2 separate regions of the Homo sapiens genome follow, and region 2 is linked to region 1. A link is a loop called in an ENCODE intact Hi-C map of the cell type or tissue named here. Cell type or tissue: PC-9. All regions are shown on one strand.

Region 1 (8,000 bases):
CTGGTCATTTCCCAAAAGCTCCCAGAGTGGTCCTAATATGAAGACCACAGGCTTGATAAACACTGATCCAGTCTAACCCCTTCATTTTATAGATGACAATGCTGAGGCCTGGAAGGGGACATTACCTGCCCTGGAGAAGCCCCACAGTTAGCAAGCGGCCAAAGGAGAAGCTAGGTTATAAGATGCACGCCAGTTTTTGTGGGCTCCTCGTGACCTCCAACCCTGCCAATAGGTAAAAACCAGATGGATTGGAAATGACCAGAATGGCAGACATGACCTGATCCACATGCTACCAACCTGCCACTCCTGCCCCCTCTCCGATCCGCCCCTGGCATCACCTTCACTCCAGCCACAAACCCCTCACAGTTCTCTGAATGCGCCATGGACTGTCTCCCTGTGGCCTCGCTGATGTTCCCCGTTCTGTGATGCTGTCTCTCTTCTTTAACATGGGGAAGTGTGCTGTGTCTTCAGAGACCGGACTCAAATCCTGTATAAAGGCCCCCACTGCGCACCGCCCCTCAGAGGCTAACCACTCACTCCTGATTCTCTCATAACTTTGCAAAAAGCTTCTATTATATACCGCTTATCAGGTTACATGACCTAGGTGCCTCTCCTCCCCACGCCCTTTTCCTCTGTTTATTCTACAAGTGTCCATAGAAGGAACACATTTTGTCAAGCATTGCTGAAAAAGCTATTTAGGTTGGGGCTAAGAGAGTCCCCCGCAACTGCCCCAACAACCTTTGGACTATTACAAGCTTTTATCAATCTAAAACATTCAATGAAATCAATGAGCCCAGCTTCCAAATGTCACCAAGATGCGATGCTCTATCCCACGGCAGAATTCTCAGGGGTGACTCCTTCTCTGACAGCTCCAGCCAGGAGTCAAAGGCCTGTCCTTCACTGGGCTATCTATCAGGTTCACTAAGCAAAAAATAAATCTGCAATTTTTATTTATATATTTATTTATTTATTTATTTTTATTTTTTGAGACAGAGTCTCACTCTATCACCCAGGCTGGAGTGTAGGGGCATGATCTTGGCTCACTGCAACCTCCGCCTCCCAGGTTTTCCTGCCTCAGCCTCCCGAGTAGCTGAGATTACAGGCACGAGCCACCATGCCGGGCGAATTTTTGTATTTTTGGTAGAGACGACATTTCACTATGTTGCCCAGGCTGGTTTAGAACTCCTGATCTCAGGTGATCTGCCCACCTCAGCCTCCCAAAGTGTTGGATTACAGGCGTGAGCCACTGTGCCCAGCCTGTAATTGTTTACAGCTATTGTCCATTCCATGCCATTCCAGAAGTCCTGGCCCCTGCTTTTGTGAATTTTGCAACTGGTCCTGAGCATACCTCAGGTCTCGCTTGAGTCACTGGGAAAGAGAATCTCAAGGAAGCATGTTTTCACCCGGGAAAAATAAAGCACCAGCCTCTCCTCATCCTGCAACCTAGCCAGGCTTCATAGGCCTGGCTCTCCCATTTAGGAGCTGTGTGATTGGCACATTGCTCAACCCTCTGAGCCTCAGTTAACTTAACTAAAAAACGGGGTTACTGGAGACCTTCCTCTTCGGGTTGTTGTAAAGATTCCATGAGACGTGTGAAAAATATGTAGAATGGTCACTGGCATGTATTATACATTTAGTAAATAGTAATTTGTCTTCCTTTTTCTCTCTCATCCTTCTTTCCTTCCGACCTTCCTTCTCCCTCCTCATCCTCCTCCTCATCCTGCTTCCTGGAGTCTAACTGATGGAGAAGTAAGTTTACTTTAGCACCCTGAAGACTTGACCAATGAGGCGCCACCATGTAACAGAGATTTCAGTGGGGGCCTCCAAGATCTTGTCATTCTCAGTTTTCCTGGAGCCATTCCCCCCCCCGCCCCCCGCCCCAGAGAGTTCCCCAGAATTCCTCTAAATCCCTTGGACACTGTTTGGTCCTCAGAGACCCCTAGAACAATTGGATCTGCTGTGCCCTATGCAAACCTCCTAGACTCAGCGCTTATAAATTCACGGACAGCCCTGTGCTGTGAGTCTCTCCCCTTGCAACATAGTAATCACAGAGCAAGTGTAAATGCTAAAGAAAGAACCAAGCAGGGCAGGGCTGAACCACATGATGATGTTGTGAAGATTTCAGGGAACCCACGAGAGGACCAGGAGGTGGGCGGGGCAGAAGGACAAGCTGTCTCGCCCTAGCTGGCATTTAGGGGAAATTAGGCCCTATTAATGGCTGACAATGCAGCTCTGCCCTGTGCCTCTGAACTGAGCCAGAGCGGCCCGCAGATGTGCTCGGCCCACAAATATGCAGTTGACACCTCCTGAACTTTCGGTGACTTGATTCCAGCTGATCTGATCGGCAATTACATTTTATTTTGGGGCCAAGGAAACAGCAGAGAACCAGGAAAATTATAAGACATCAGAGTACAGTTTTTCTAAGAATATCAACTCCAAACTTTTTTTTTTATTTTTTATTTTTTTGAGACGGAGTCTGGCTCTTTCGCCCAGGCTGGACTGCAGTGGCGCAATCTCCGCCCACTGCAAGCTCCGCCTCCCGGGCTCACGCCATTCTCCTGCCTCAGCCTCCGGAGAAGCTGGGACTGTAGGCGCCCGCCACCACGCCCATAGAATTTTTTGTATTTTTAGTGGAGGCGGGGTTTCGCCGTGTTAGCCAGGATGGTCTCGATCTCCTGACCCCGTTGTTGTTTTATTGGTTAGGGGTTTGCAAGGCACTAAAATAAGAAATCTTGGACACTAAAATAAAAAACTCTGTACACTCAAATCAGATTATAGCCAATTTCCCCATATTATAGCCAGTTTTCCCAGATTATAGCCAAAATTTCCCAATTTTCCCAACCCTTTGTCCAGTGAAAATCTGGGTTTGATTTTTTTTTTTTTTTTTTTTTTGGAGAGGGGATGGGGTAACTCCCACCAAGAGAACTTTGCTAGTAACAGCAAGTACAGACAGCATAGAGGTAAAGAAATTTGGATTTGTAGTTTGTTTTTGGGTTGAATTTCACTCTGTTTATTACTAGTTTTGTGGCCTTGGATAAGTTATATGAAGTTATTGGCCTCAGTTCCCCCATCCATAAAATGGGGATATAAAACCTAGCTTGGGGCTTATTATTACAAGGATTAGATAAGATGTTTATAAGCATCTAGATAGTATCTGGCCTATGGTACTGGTAACAGAGTAACTAAGATGACATCTTCTTGTCATAATGTTGGTTTCTTATCACCTAAAATAAACAGTTCCTGTTTTCACCATTATATATCAAGCCCAAATAAGCAGTCAGTACAAAAAACGGAAACACCAGCTCGGGGAGCAGTTTGGTTTCTAGCAACTAGAGGGTTTGTCATCTGCCTCAGTGATAACATCATTCCGGGCTCAGCAGCTTCAACAGCTTGGCTGGTAGGGAAATACAAGAAACTGCAACTGAGCCCAATCAGGTGCAAAGTTTGTAAATGGCTCATGGACACAAAACCAACTAAACTCAGTAGAAGCTCTCACTCCCTTCTCTCCTCAACTCCCTGGCCCACAGCAGCCCAAATGATCACCAAGACAGTTTCTCTGAAAAGTGCCACTTACTGAACTTGCGTGGGATGGAACATAATTGCAGCTTGTAAAGGAAACCAGCCTAAGAAAAAACATCCCGAGGAAACGAGGTGATTTTCCTGCAGCTACATTTCCCTGGTTGCTGGCTAATGGGGCCAGACAACTTGCCCAAGACGTCCTTGAGGGAGGATGGTGACTCATCCACCTACGCCCTCCCCAATGCCTCCCAGAGCTGCTCTCCAGCCCTAGTTTCCCTCCCAAGTCCCAGGCTACTGCTCAATAGGCCTGTCATCCAGACAATGCTCAGAACACTACCGGAAGGAAGAGAGGGCCCCTACCCAGGACAGGCATCTCTTCTATGACTGGTTTACAATGGGACCAAGCAGAGTCTGCCTCGCCAGTCAAATCATTCCCCTCAACTCTGGGCCCAGAGTTACCAGCCACAAAAGGCTAAGCACACACCCTCTCCACCCTTTTGTGCCCAGCGCCTAGTGCTAAGCTGCTAAGCTACTAAGCTATATGTTCCTAGGTACATGTAACAGCACATGAAGAAATGAATGAAAAAAAGGAGTGAATGAACCCATGAAGGAGCAAACTCCACAGGAAGCTCCAAGCAAGACACATCACCACATGCAACACTGCAAGGCAGGTATTGCTCATGCCACATTATAAATCAAGGAAAGAAATCTCAGAGAGGTTAAGTAAACACCCCATAGTCACATAGCTAAGAAATGATGAAACTAGGCTTTGAACCCAGGTCTGACTCCTAAGTCAAGGCTTCTGATATGGAAGCCACCCTCCTGACCACAAAAATGACAAATCATACTGACAGAGCCCCTGACACATCAGAATTATTTCATCCTCCCAACATTCCAGGGAGAGTTTTAGGTAGGAAAACTGACCCCTAAAGATAACTCATCATATATTCAGGGTTGCACAACTAGTTAGAGATGAAGCCGGGATTTGAACCTGGACTTTCATGTTTTGAATCACAAGTATTTGAGAGCCCTGTGTTAGGTACTGAGGAGCCAACAGTGAACAGGACAGACGCAGTCCATGGACCTTCCATCCACAGGGGCGGTGACTTCAGATATAGCTTTTCCCATGACACCATATGTTACCCATAAAATTTGCAGCAGTGTTTCAGTAGTTTTGTTTTGAAGGAGAAAATCATCTGAGAACAGAGGATATCAACAAAAAGAAGGGAATGGTTTGCATCTGAGGAGCCTGTGTTGTTTTTGACACGGGTTACCAGAAATCCTATCCTTTGTTGAAGCACAGTTCTGCCTCTTCCTTAGGACAGGGTGTGTGTGGACAGGCTGGGAGACCTGCCTATAATATGGAGATTTTTTGGGCACCAAAGGGAACCCAACTATCAAATTCCCCACTGAGTCACCACCGAACCCAGTACAGGAAGCCTCAGGCAATACTGACTTGGCAATTAATGGGCTAATCTGGCCAAGTCACACCTCAAGACAGGGCATGAGTTAACCTAATTAGGCCACCCATGATGCATAAATTCAGGAGTCCATTTTTCCAGAAGGGAGTGCAGGTGAGAGATTGGGAAGGGGGGTAGGGGGCATCAGATAGTTCTCAAGTGCATCCCTTTACAAGAGTTCTAAAAATTCGACACCTTTGAGGCCCGTGCATTATCTTCCTCCACCAGGTACCTTGGTCCAAAGAAGTATTAAATTTAGTCAGAGACTGTAGCCAAAGCAGTACATTTTTCCCTCTTTCTCTACGGCTATCGAAGGTCCACTGATGCTGCTGCTAGTTGTTCACTTACCAGTTCTGGGCATCAAGTGCTAATTAATGTTCCTACAAAAGGATCAGCCCCAGAGTCTCCACATCAAGACCCACACACACCACTGAGGCTGTTGCCATGGCAACCAGGCCTCCTAACTTTGCACTAGCTTTCCACAGAAGACACTTTTCCTTGGTTGGAGCTTTTCTTTTGCTCAAAGAGGAGCTCTTTTCATAATTGATGGCACAGAGGCCACGTTTGCTGCCTCATTAAACTAACGAGTTAGATTTACTGAGGCAGTCACTTAGCAAAAGGTCCCCGCTCGCAAGGGAGTTTGCCAAACTGGCACAGTGAGGTGGGGCATCACTGGGCTTTAATATGTGGGATGTGGGAATGGGTGTCAAGTGTACCCATGTGCAACTCTTCCTTTGGGGATACCAAAGGGAAGACTGCACAGCTTCGGTGGACCTTTAATTCCCGAGTCCCATTGCTCGAACTTGAGACTGTTAATCTCAGGAGTTCAAACCCTGGGCAGGTCTGAATGCTTAGCACTAAACCTAGGCATTTCTCTAATTCTAAACATCCCCTGCTAGATTTTTCAGAGATGCTACATAGAAAAAGGGTGACGGAGAAAGCAACCACTGAAGGTAAAATGCCAGGCTGTGAAAGGAAGTTTTAAATCCCCCAAAGACCACAATTTTAGAGTTTTTAGTATCCATACCTACAAAAAAAAAAAATTCACATGCTGACAGAGTGCTTGAAGCTTACCTGGATTGGGTTGTAGAGTTCCTGCAGGGGGCTTCGGGACCCCTTCCGGCAGCAGATGTCCACACCAAAGGGATTCCTCCGCATGACTGAGGAAAGAAAGTGAAGGCTCATCAGAAATGAGCAACAAAGATTTGTTGTCTGTCAAAGAAAAAGGCACAGAGTAGGGAAGAAGAAACAGGCAGGAAAGAAAGAGAAAACCAGCTTCTAGCAAAGGAAGATTTCCACACTGTCCCTTCTCCAACAGCACAGCTGCTGTCTGTCTTCCCAACATTCAGGCATCTCCACACCCAGAAGGATCTAGATCATGCTAAAAAGTCTCCCCAGCAAGTGTTTTAAGAAAACAGGACAGGCATCTAAAGCTCATTGAAATGAAACCACTTACAAAAGATGGCGTAATGGCTGCTTCAAGACAGCAAGTTCTACCCAGCAGCAGGCTTGGTAACACATTTTAAGATTCCGCAGACTTCTCCAGCAACAGTCAATGACCTTTCATTCCTTGTCCCTGAAAGCTGGGCTTCTGAGAATGGGCAGGTCCTTCCCCAGGAGGCTCCTCCCACTGGACAGGTCAGAGGCCCAGCCTCCCCAAAACCTCTCCTAAATTATGTTACTTTTAGTGAAAATATCAGCATGAAGCAGAAAAGACAAGAGTTTATGATTCCAGACAGAGATGGTACTTACAATTAATAAAAGAGGGGGAATAAGTGAACTCCTCAAACCCCACCAACATTGAAGCCACCAAGAGCTCTTTTTAAATGGCAATGAATTCTTTCTTTTTCATTTTTCTTGTTCACTCTGTGCAGCCCCTCATGCATTATGTAACGCATAGTCATGGGCTTGATCATTATTTGTTGGAGGGAGGAGGAAGGAGGAAGGGAGGGATGAAATTGGGAGAGAGGGAAGGAAGGAAGGAAAAAAGGAAGGTAGGAGGGAAGGAAAGAGAGCAGTAGAGAGGGAGAGAAGGAAGGAGGGAAGGAGGAAAGGAGAAGGAAAGGGAGGGGAGCAAGCGAAGGAAGGAAGGGAAGGGAAGAAGGAGAGAGGAAAAGAGGGAGGAAAGGAAGGAGGAAAGGAAAAAAGGAAGCCGAGAAGGAGGAAGGAGGGAAGAAGGGAGGGAAGGAAGAAAGGAAAGAAGGAGAGAGGGAAAAAAGAGAGATGGGGGAAGAATAAATGGGGCTTTCTTCTCAAGTACGAGGCAGTTTTCTTATGGTTTGAGGTGCAACAGTGGCATGAGTGGAACAAGGAAAACTAGATCCTTTCATGAGCCTAAAGAATTCACCTGCTCCACAGAGGCAATGAATGGACAGCAGGACATTCCCTGGAACAGATAGCCTGGGTTTCAATACTGGCTCTACCACTACCAGCTGTGTGACCTTAAGGAAACTACCTAACCTCTCTGTGTCTCTGCTTCTTTGTCTGTAAAATGGGAATGACAGGGGCATCTAACTTCCTGGGTTGGATGTGAAGATTAAATGAGTAACTACTATGTGCAGAATGCTTAAAACTGTGCCTGGCCAAAAGCCACAGTTTAAAAGTGTTGGTGACAAATTTCAGAAGCTATTTTAGATCCCCCTGGGAGGAAGGCGGGAACTTCTCTATTTGTGGCTATCAAGGGGACTGATGAGGAGTGACCAGACCTCAAGCAGGGTGCAGCTCAAATGACTGGGAGGGCTGGCTGCAGGGGGTTAGCCCAGGGACCTCTGCTTAGAAGTCAATCTGAGGTCAGGAAAGGGAGGAGAGTCATCCAAAAGCAGCTGATGACATCTGGAAGGTCTCCGGAGGAAAAACTACTGCTCAGGTGAGCCTCCGTTGACTTGTCACTTTGAGCCACGTGGAAACTCTGAAAGTCAATCATCAATGCCCAGAAACAAGATGCCATGTTTTCTCTTTCCTTTTCCTTGACTTCCTAGGGCAGGGGTCAGCAAAATTTTCTGTAAGGGGCCAAACAGTATT
Region 2 (8,000 bases), 190 kb before region 1:
AGAGCAGAATAAAAGCTCTATAGTGGGGAATCTAGCCATATATAACAAAATTACAAATGCACTTGTCATCCTATCTTGTAATTTCACCATTACTAGGCAAGTAAAGGCTGGGCCCTTTGCTGCATGATTTATAGCAAAGTTTGGCAAATTTCAGCCAGTGGGCCAAATCCAGTTTGCTGCCTGGATAAATAAAGCTTATTAGAATTCAGCCATGTCCATTCATTTCCATATGGCCTATGGCTGCTCTCCCTCTATACAGTAGAATTGAGTAGCCTTAAAAAAGACCATAGAGCCTGAAAGCCTAAAATCTTTACTATCTGGCCCTGCACATACACATACACACACATACACACACACACACACACACACACACACACACACACACACACACACACACACACGTTCACCTACCCCTTCTTTAGAGTGAATTCCTAATTTCTAAATCTTCTTTCTAAGTCTCCCCACTGATAGCGAGACTAGCTGGAGTCAGCAGTGCCATCTGGGCAGGGTGCCCCAACTTGGAACTGATCCTGTATGGTCTCCAGTTGGCAGAAGCTCCTACCTTACAGTTTTGTAAGTTGCCATCCAAAGCCTGAGACTGGCCAGTGGGCTGGCAGTTGGCCCAGTTTCTGTTTTTCCCCTTGTTTGAGGTCCACCAGAGACCAGAGACTCATGCCTATGGGGTAGTTCCAGGATTCTATGGCCAGCCCTAGTTCCAGAAAGGCATTTTGATGAGTTGATTGCTCTTACTGACCAAAATGACATGTTGATTTTGTGTGACTTTCATGTCAGACACAGGGGAAGTTGAGAGCTCTGGGCCACTAACTGTCCATAGTTAACCCTTGGACTCAAGCCGTAGCTGTCTTATATCAGCATTCTGGCTGCAGCGTTGCCTCCCGTCTAGAGCATTAAAGTATGACACGGTGGTAGCAGTCACCCTTTACCCTGTGCATACTTCATCACTTGCACTTAGGGAGGTTTCCCAACCCCCTTTGCTGGCTCTAGAACACATGTCAGGCAGTTCTCTAGGGATGGCTGTCCCTTTCTCTCCCAAAGGTATTCAAGACCACTGCTCCACAGCCGGCCCTTTCAATTGGTGTCCTTCTTGCCTACCGTCAATGTGGTGATGTCGATGTGGTACCATTTCAATACAAATAGGTTCTGAAGAGCCCTGGCATTGCAACCAGTAACAATATTGTTAACTTTTCCTTGCAGTGGGAGATATGAAATTAGCCAGGAATAACATATTTGACAATAAAGAAAAAACACAAAAAGATGGTACCTGGACACTATGAAGAATCTTCATCTGTACTTACTGGACAGTAGCCAAATGTGTAAGTACCTCTTTTCTATCCATTACACTAAATCTTCATTGATAAATCACTAAGCTTCAAATGGGTTCAAGGATTTTGCAACAACAGTTTAAAGCCAAATGGCGTAAGACGGCAGTGGCCCTGCAAAGAATATTTGCCTGGAGCTCCACACATCCTAGGAGCCGCCTGGCATCCAACTTTTTGAAATCGATTCTACAGATATTCGCAGACATATATGTCATGACGTACTTCAAGATTATTATAGCTTTGTTTGTAATAGTAAAAGATAAGACAACAACTCAGGGCTCCTAGTGGAATAAATTATGGTGCATCCATACAATGGAACATTATGCAACTGAGAGACAGAAGGAATAGGAAATATCTTTACAGATTTATATGGTAAGATCTCCAGGATACATAGTAAGGTGAAAAAAGCAAGGCATGGAACAGTGTATAAAATATCCTTCCTTTTTGTAAGGTTGTGAGAAACAGGATATTTCTCTCATTGGGAAATAAACATTTGGGCAAGAAACACTGGAAGAAAAATCAGGAAACTGAGAAAAACGGTTACCTATAGAGGACAAGGCATAATAAGCTGAAAGGGAATAGGGATGAGGACAAGACTGGTCAGTGTATACTTTATAGATCATTTTCATTTTTGAATGATGTATGTGTATCTCAAAAAATCATTTAGAACTTTTATTTTTAAAGAAAATTTATTTTTAAGGAAAAATATATTCTTTGCCCTATTGACATACCATTGTAGAAATCGGTCCTAAGGTAATAATCACAATATACATTGCAGCAATTTTCAGCTTTACATTTTTCATTTGAAAACAGACTTAAGCTGGGACTGGTGGCCCATGCCTGTAATCCCAACACTTTGGGAGGCCAAGTGAGAGGATCTCTTGAGTCCAGGCATTCAAGACCAGCCTGGGCAACACAGCGAGACCCCATCCCTAAAAAAAAAATTTAGCCATGCATGGTGGCATGCACCTGTAGTCCCTGCTACTTGGGAGGCTGAGGCAGGAAGATCACTTGAGCCTAGGAATTTGATGTTATAATGAGATATGATTGCACCACTGCACTCCATCCAGCCTGCGCAACAGAGCAAGATCCTGTCTCAAAAAATAAACAAACAAAACAGGCATAAACTTCAAAAAAATTGGTACTATATATTATAGTCAGCAAATTTATATTTTAAAGCTCATTTGATGAGTTAGGAAAATATTTATAAAATAATGTGTGAAAAATACTGAGTACAAAACTTTATCTGGAATGACACTAATTTTTTAAGACACCAAAATATTTTAAATGTTTTGCTCTGGATGATGTGATTATGGATTTTTTTTCTTTTTAAAACTCTTTTGTGCTGAACAAATTTTCAAAAATGAACCTGTTACTTTTATATTTATTTTTTGAATTACTTAATAATTATTACTTTTCTAGACAATAGATCCCCAGCTCAAATAGTAGTTAACTATTGTTTTGGGTCTTAAAAAATAAAAAAAGATTGATTTTTGTCCTGTTTAGTAATGAGTACCTAATGTTTTAAAAAAATGAACATCCTTTTTATTCTTACAGATGAGAGAAAACATTCTGTAGAAATGGAACGTTTTAGTACTTAAAGACACTGGGGTATTATTAGTAGGAAGAAATAGTGAATAAATATGGGCCTAGAAGAATAACATTTTTCTCCCTATCATCTGTTCTTTAGGCAAGTGATAATGTTATGCTAACATAGGCTTCTGACTTCTGGTAATTCCCACAGACAGCCTTCTCTGGTCCTTCTCCCAGATCACACACCAAATTCCGCGGGTTTGGCACAAAACCATTCATGTCTGGCTTACTACAAATCCATGCTGTCCAGCTCCACGAACTTGCCCAGAGGGCAGTTTCAGAGCTTCTCTCTTCCCACTCTTTCTCCTCCACTGCCCTCAGCAGGTGGTTCTGACTCCAGGGAGAAGGCTGAGGCCTCTGGATAAGCTTCCTCAGTAACTCCTTGTCCCTGCCTTGACATGCCCATATTGTTTCAAGCTCACCCTTCAACCCATCCATTTCTACCACATTTCCTCTCTTTAGCACCAGTGGCCCACTTCTCTGCTCCATCATATGCACAAGACTTCCTTGGAAGGGAAAGCCTCCATCTGACCTTACCAACACCATTCTACTCTTCTCCTCTTTAATTGTCAACTCTTGCACAAGAAGAGACTCCTGCCTCTTCTTCCTGGCCATTGCCTCTCTGCTTAGCACCCGACAGCCATGGCACAACTTAACTGCAAGGGAAGCTCAGAAATGTGGTCTTCCTGTGTGCCCAGGAAGAGGAAGAAGAAATGAAATTGAGTTTAACACATAGCATTTGTCTCCACTGCAGGACTTAAGACATTTTATTCGGATATTCAAGGAAGACATCACCCAGGAGGCTGAAGGGCTTGAGGCTATTTGAGAAACAGAAGAAAGAGAAACCCATGCAGCTAACAGACTCAGTCACTAAGTCACAATTCCAACTCCTCCTGGCAGAAAATCTAATGACTCATCTTTGGCTCTGGCTTCTGATCTGCTGTGGCCAAGTTAAGGAGCAGATATCACATGGTGATTGGACTGCCTCTTCCAGTGCCGTGAGTCCTCTCACAGAGAGGAGTAAGCGGAGAAAGAATGATTGGCACCTCTAGAGTACGCACCAAGCCAATCTGCAGATCACAGGGAAGGTGACCTGAAGGTTATTTTATGAACTGCTCAAGATAGAACAGAAACAACTTTGCCTTACACTTTACACATTACTTATCCAGGCACTTTCGGGAAAGTAAAAGTTGCAAAGTAAAGTTATATAACATAGAGTAAAATCCTAAAAGGTAGTCTACACACACACACACCACACACACACACACACAGAGAATGAATGCATGGAAAATATGTGGAAAGTGTTTCCTCAATGAATGACTTTTAAACTAATACCTCTCTTCTAGATTAAGACATGAAATACTCTTAGGTTGAATCCCTTTTCACCCTCAGATCAAAATGTCAGTGTCAATAGGCCAAAACCAGAGACTAGACTCAGCTCTAGACGTTTTGTGGGAATAAGAAGTAATGGATTCACCTGAATCTTGGTGAAGTCACCTGTATTCCATGAGTAACTCTGGGCCCAGGGTTGGGCAGATAGTAAAGTCCCATTTTAGGTTCAGCCTGCTTCAGGGCAGTGGTAAAACTAAAGTCTTTAAAAGCTGATTTCCAAAAGATCTTTTGCCTAAAGGCAGTAGTCAGGTAGTTTTGGGACGTAGTCTCTTTTGCCTTGACTTTCTATTTCTCTTAGTGAATTAACAGTTGATGTTTATATCATTCATTGGCATATTACTGTCATCCATGTAATTGTATGTGTCTGTGTCATGAAATTTGGACTTTATGCACACAATGATGTGCATCATATAAATCACCAGGAAGGTAAGTTAAGCTAAGTACTGCCTGGGATTTGTTACACAGTTCCTTTTGAAAGGACACCATCTGAATATGAGATTCTGTTGCTGCAGCTATAAATTAATATGTATGATGCAGGCATTGCAAAGTGTTTTTTAAGAAATTATTACTTGTGTTTTCATTGTTTGCCTTAATAGATTCTGCTTATAGCATTTCAGAAGTTGAATGTAACAGAAACATGAAATGCCTGTTTATAGAGTGGATAGGTCGTGATAGATGCTAATTGGATTTGGCATACTCTTGTGATTTCATATGGCTTAATATTAAAGAGACAGGTTTTATAGGGCGCCAATGCAAGTTGATCTAGGCCATGAGTGAAGTTAACAAGCGTTAATTAAGTGCCACGTGTGAAACCACTTCTGTTCTTAACACCGAGAGGACTCCAAAAGGATAAAATACGGTACTCCCAATGTTCATGGTAAATGATATGTGAGAGGGCCAAAGATTTATATATGAGAAAATTTATATCAGTTGTTGATAAGAGTGAAAATCATAAACAAACTAAATGTCCGGCAACAGAGAAATGGTTAAAAAACTATGGTACATAAAATTTGCAAAATAGGTATCATCATGCACAATCATCTTTTCCAAAAACATTTAATGACATGGGGGAAATTTTCCCAATATAATGGAAGTGAAAGAAGGCATGGCATATGCAGAGAAAGAGAGAATGCATAGAATATATGTGGAAAGTGTTTGCTCAAACAATGAGTGATTTTTAAACTAATACATCTCTTCCAGATTGTTTAGGAAATGAAATACTCTTAGATTGAATCCCCTTTTCACCCTCAGATCAAAAGGGCAGTGTCTATAGGCCAAAACCAGAGACCAGATACAGCTCCAGACCTTTGGTGAGAATGAAAAGTAATGGATTCACTTGAGTTTGCTGTGGACTGTCCTCCACCATCTCCCACCCAGGTATTTGAGAGAAGCAAAGAAAGTCACATAGGTTTATCAGTTTTCCTAAGTCAAAACAGAGAAACTGTGATACAACTCAGGGAGGAATAAGTGAATCCTCACAAAGCTCAGGTATATACTTTCAGACCCTATTTTGGAGAAAACAGCATCAGAGCTCACCCTTATCCAGACCCTTTCCAGCTCAACTCCCCGCCGCAAGCTAGAGGCCTCCTTCACTGAGACCGCGCTCGCTGCTGCCCCTGATGGCGTCAACAGAAACTGCGAGGCCAGTGGCCACGGAGAATCCACAGGTCGTGGAATTGAGGAGCACGTCGTCGTGAGCTATTTCTGCAGGAGCGAGTGGTAGTGTGCCCAAGGGAAAGGAAGAGGTTGGGGACACTAAGGGGAGAAGGCAGAAGTGGGAATAAGTAGGGTATAAGCGAGGGCTGCCTAGCACAGCGCTGAGGGCTTAGCCAGTGTTTCACACTCGCACATTAGAGTCACCTGAATCCCTAAAAGAAACATAGATGGCTCCACCCCACTTCAGATTAATTGAGTCAGCTGTGGGGCCTGGGCACCTCAGGGCCATAGTACAGAAGGAGAGAGCAGTGCGGTACAAGTTCAGTAAGTCAGGGACACGGCTGATCAGCTCCTGCCACCTCCCCGATTCAGCTTCCTGACAGCCCCTGGGGGATTGATTAAAGGACTTTCCATCCTCTTTGGGGGCGCCGTGTATGCCTGCTTCAGCAAAAGGGCCGGTGGGGAGGCTGGCCTCCCGTCCTACATTCACTGAACGACAGCAGCCCCTCACCTGAACACGGAGGGACATCCCTCTTCCCCTAAGGTGGCTTGAGACATGCTCTGGGGACAGAAATAAGAAGGGACTCCCAAAGGGCCCACACTGACTTTGAAGTGGAAGACTCGGGATGGGGCTCAGAAGAATGAAATATGCATTAAAAAAAAAAAAAAAAAAAAAAAAAATATATATATATATATATATATATACAATAAAATATATCTTGTATACATTTTATTGTCTGTATATCGTGATGTTTTGACTTCTTAAAAACCCATAAGAATGATACAATGGACTGTGGGGACTCCGGGGGAAAGGGTGGGAAGGGTGAGGGATAAAAGGCTACAAATTGGGTATAATGTATACTGCTTGAGTGATGAGTGCACCAAAATCTCACAAATCATCACTTAAGAACTTACTCAACTGGGCGAGGTGGCTCACGCTTGTAATCCCAGCACTTTGGGGGACCGAGGCGGATGGATCACCTGAGGTCAGGAGTTCGAGACCAGCCTGGCCAACATGGGGAAACCCCGTCTCTAATAAAAATACAAAAATAAGCCGGGCGTGGTGACGTGTGCCTGTAATCCCAGCTGCTTGGGAGACTGAGGCAGGAGAATCGCTCAAACCCAGAAGGCGGAGGTTGCAGTGAGCCGAGATCGCGCCACTGCACTCCAGCCTGGGCGACAGAGTGAGACTCTGTCTCAAAAAAAAAAAAAAAAAAAAAAAAACAACAACAACAACAAAACAAGTAACCAAATACCACCGGTTCCCCAAAAACCTATGGAATTTTTTTTTTAAAAAAGAAAAGAGGAAGGAACGCTGTCCAATTGCTTTATTTGGCAAAAATAAATAAATAAATAAAATAAACAAGTTCTTGTCCTATTAAAAAAAAACAACAGAGGAGATTCAAACAAAAAATCCTTCTGGGCTGGAGACAGGCTACTCTCTGGGGCTAGCCAATTCTTAGGGAAAGCAAAGGACTCAGCTGGGAGCATGTCTTTGATATGCCAACTAGCCACTCCAGAGCCACACCTCCTTCATCTGGCCTATACTTCCCAGGAGACAGTATTCCTTGGCTTTAGTCACCCCAGGGCCAGGTACTGGGCAACCAGGGACCACTCCTATAGTTTAGAGCCCACCAAAATTATTCAAACTAGCCAGTTCTAAACAGTTCAGCCTGCCCTTCCCAGGAAACCCCTGTAACCTCTGGCCTAGACTTTCCCCTTGCCCCTGCTTTCTGCCCCTTGATCATCCCATGTGGCTTCCCCATGTGACCCTGCAGGAGTGCCACACTTCCTGTTTCCAGAATCTGTGAATACAATAAACTGTTTTTTTCCTGAGCCTCTCCTGTGTCCTCTTGTGGCCACATCTGACTGACCATCACATAAAAGAACACAGAACAAAATATACATGTAATATGTAACTGCGTTTTTAAGAGATTGGAAGGAAATGTTCATTATCTTACAGTGAGATTTTAGATTATTTTCTCTTTATGCTTCTCTTTCTCAAATTGTCTGCAATGA

Evidence for each region. Hi-C counts contacts between places; a loop is a spot of excess contacts. Peaks named below come from ENCODE experiments on the same cell type or tissue, not always from the same donor. Only the 100,000 strongest peaks of a DNase experiment are listed, where the experiment ranks them.
Region 2: it touches region 1 in a loop (14-fold over the local background); 2 of 110 quality-filtered maps call a loop at or near these places.

What each region holds. Positions count from the first base shown.
Region 1 is chr12:104,600,045-104,608,044 of GRCh38, reverse strand. It overlaps CHST11 (carbohydrate sulfotransferase 11), which reads right to left. Exons shown (of 3, transcript NM_018413.6): 2 at 6,054-6,139. Among named protein-coding and RNA genes, the nearest start is that of MIR3922, 12 kb to the right of the region's middle. RefSeq lists enhancers at 1,691-2,278, 2,279-2,866, 3,288-3,914, 3,915-4,542. In PC-9, no CTCF peak of the experiment used is centred here; DNase peaks (open chromatin) are centred at 3,764, 4,284 and 4,964; H3K4me3 peaks cover 775 bases; H3K27ac peaks cover 5,809 bases.
Region 2 is chr12:104,788,667-104,796,666 of GRCh38, reverse strand. No RefSeq gene overlaps it. Among named protein-coding and RNA genes, the nearest start is that of SLC41A2, 170 kb to the left of the region's middle. In PC-9, a CTCF peak has its summit at 5,954; a DNase peak (open chromatin) is centred at 3,826.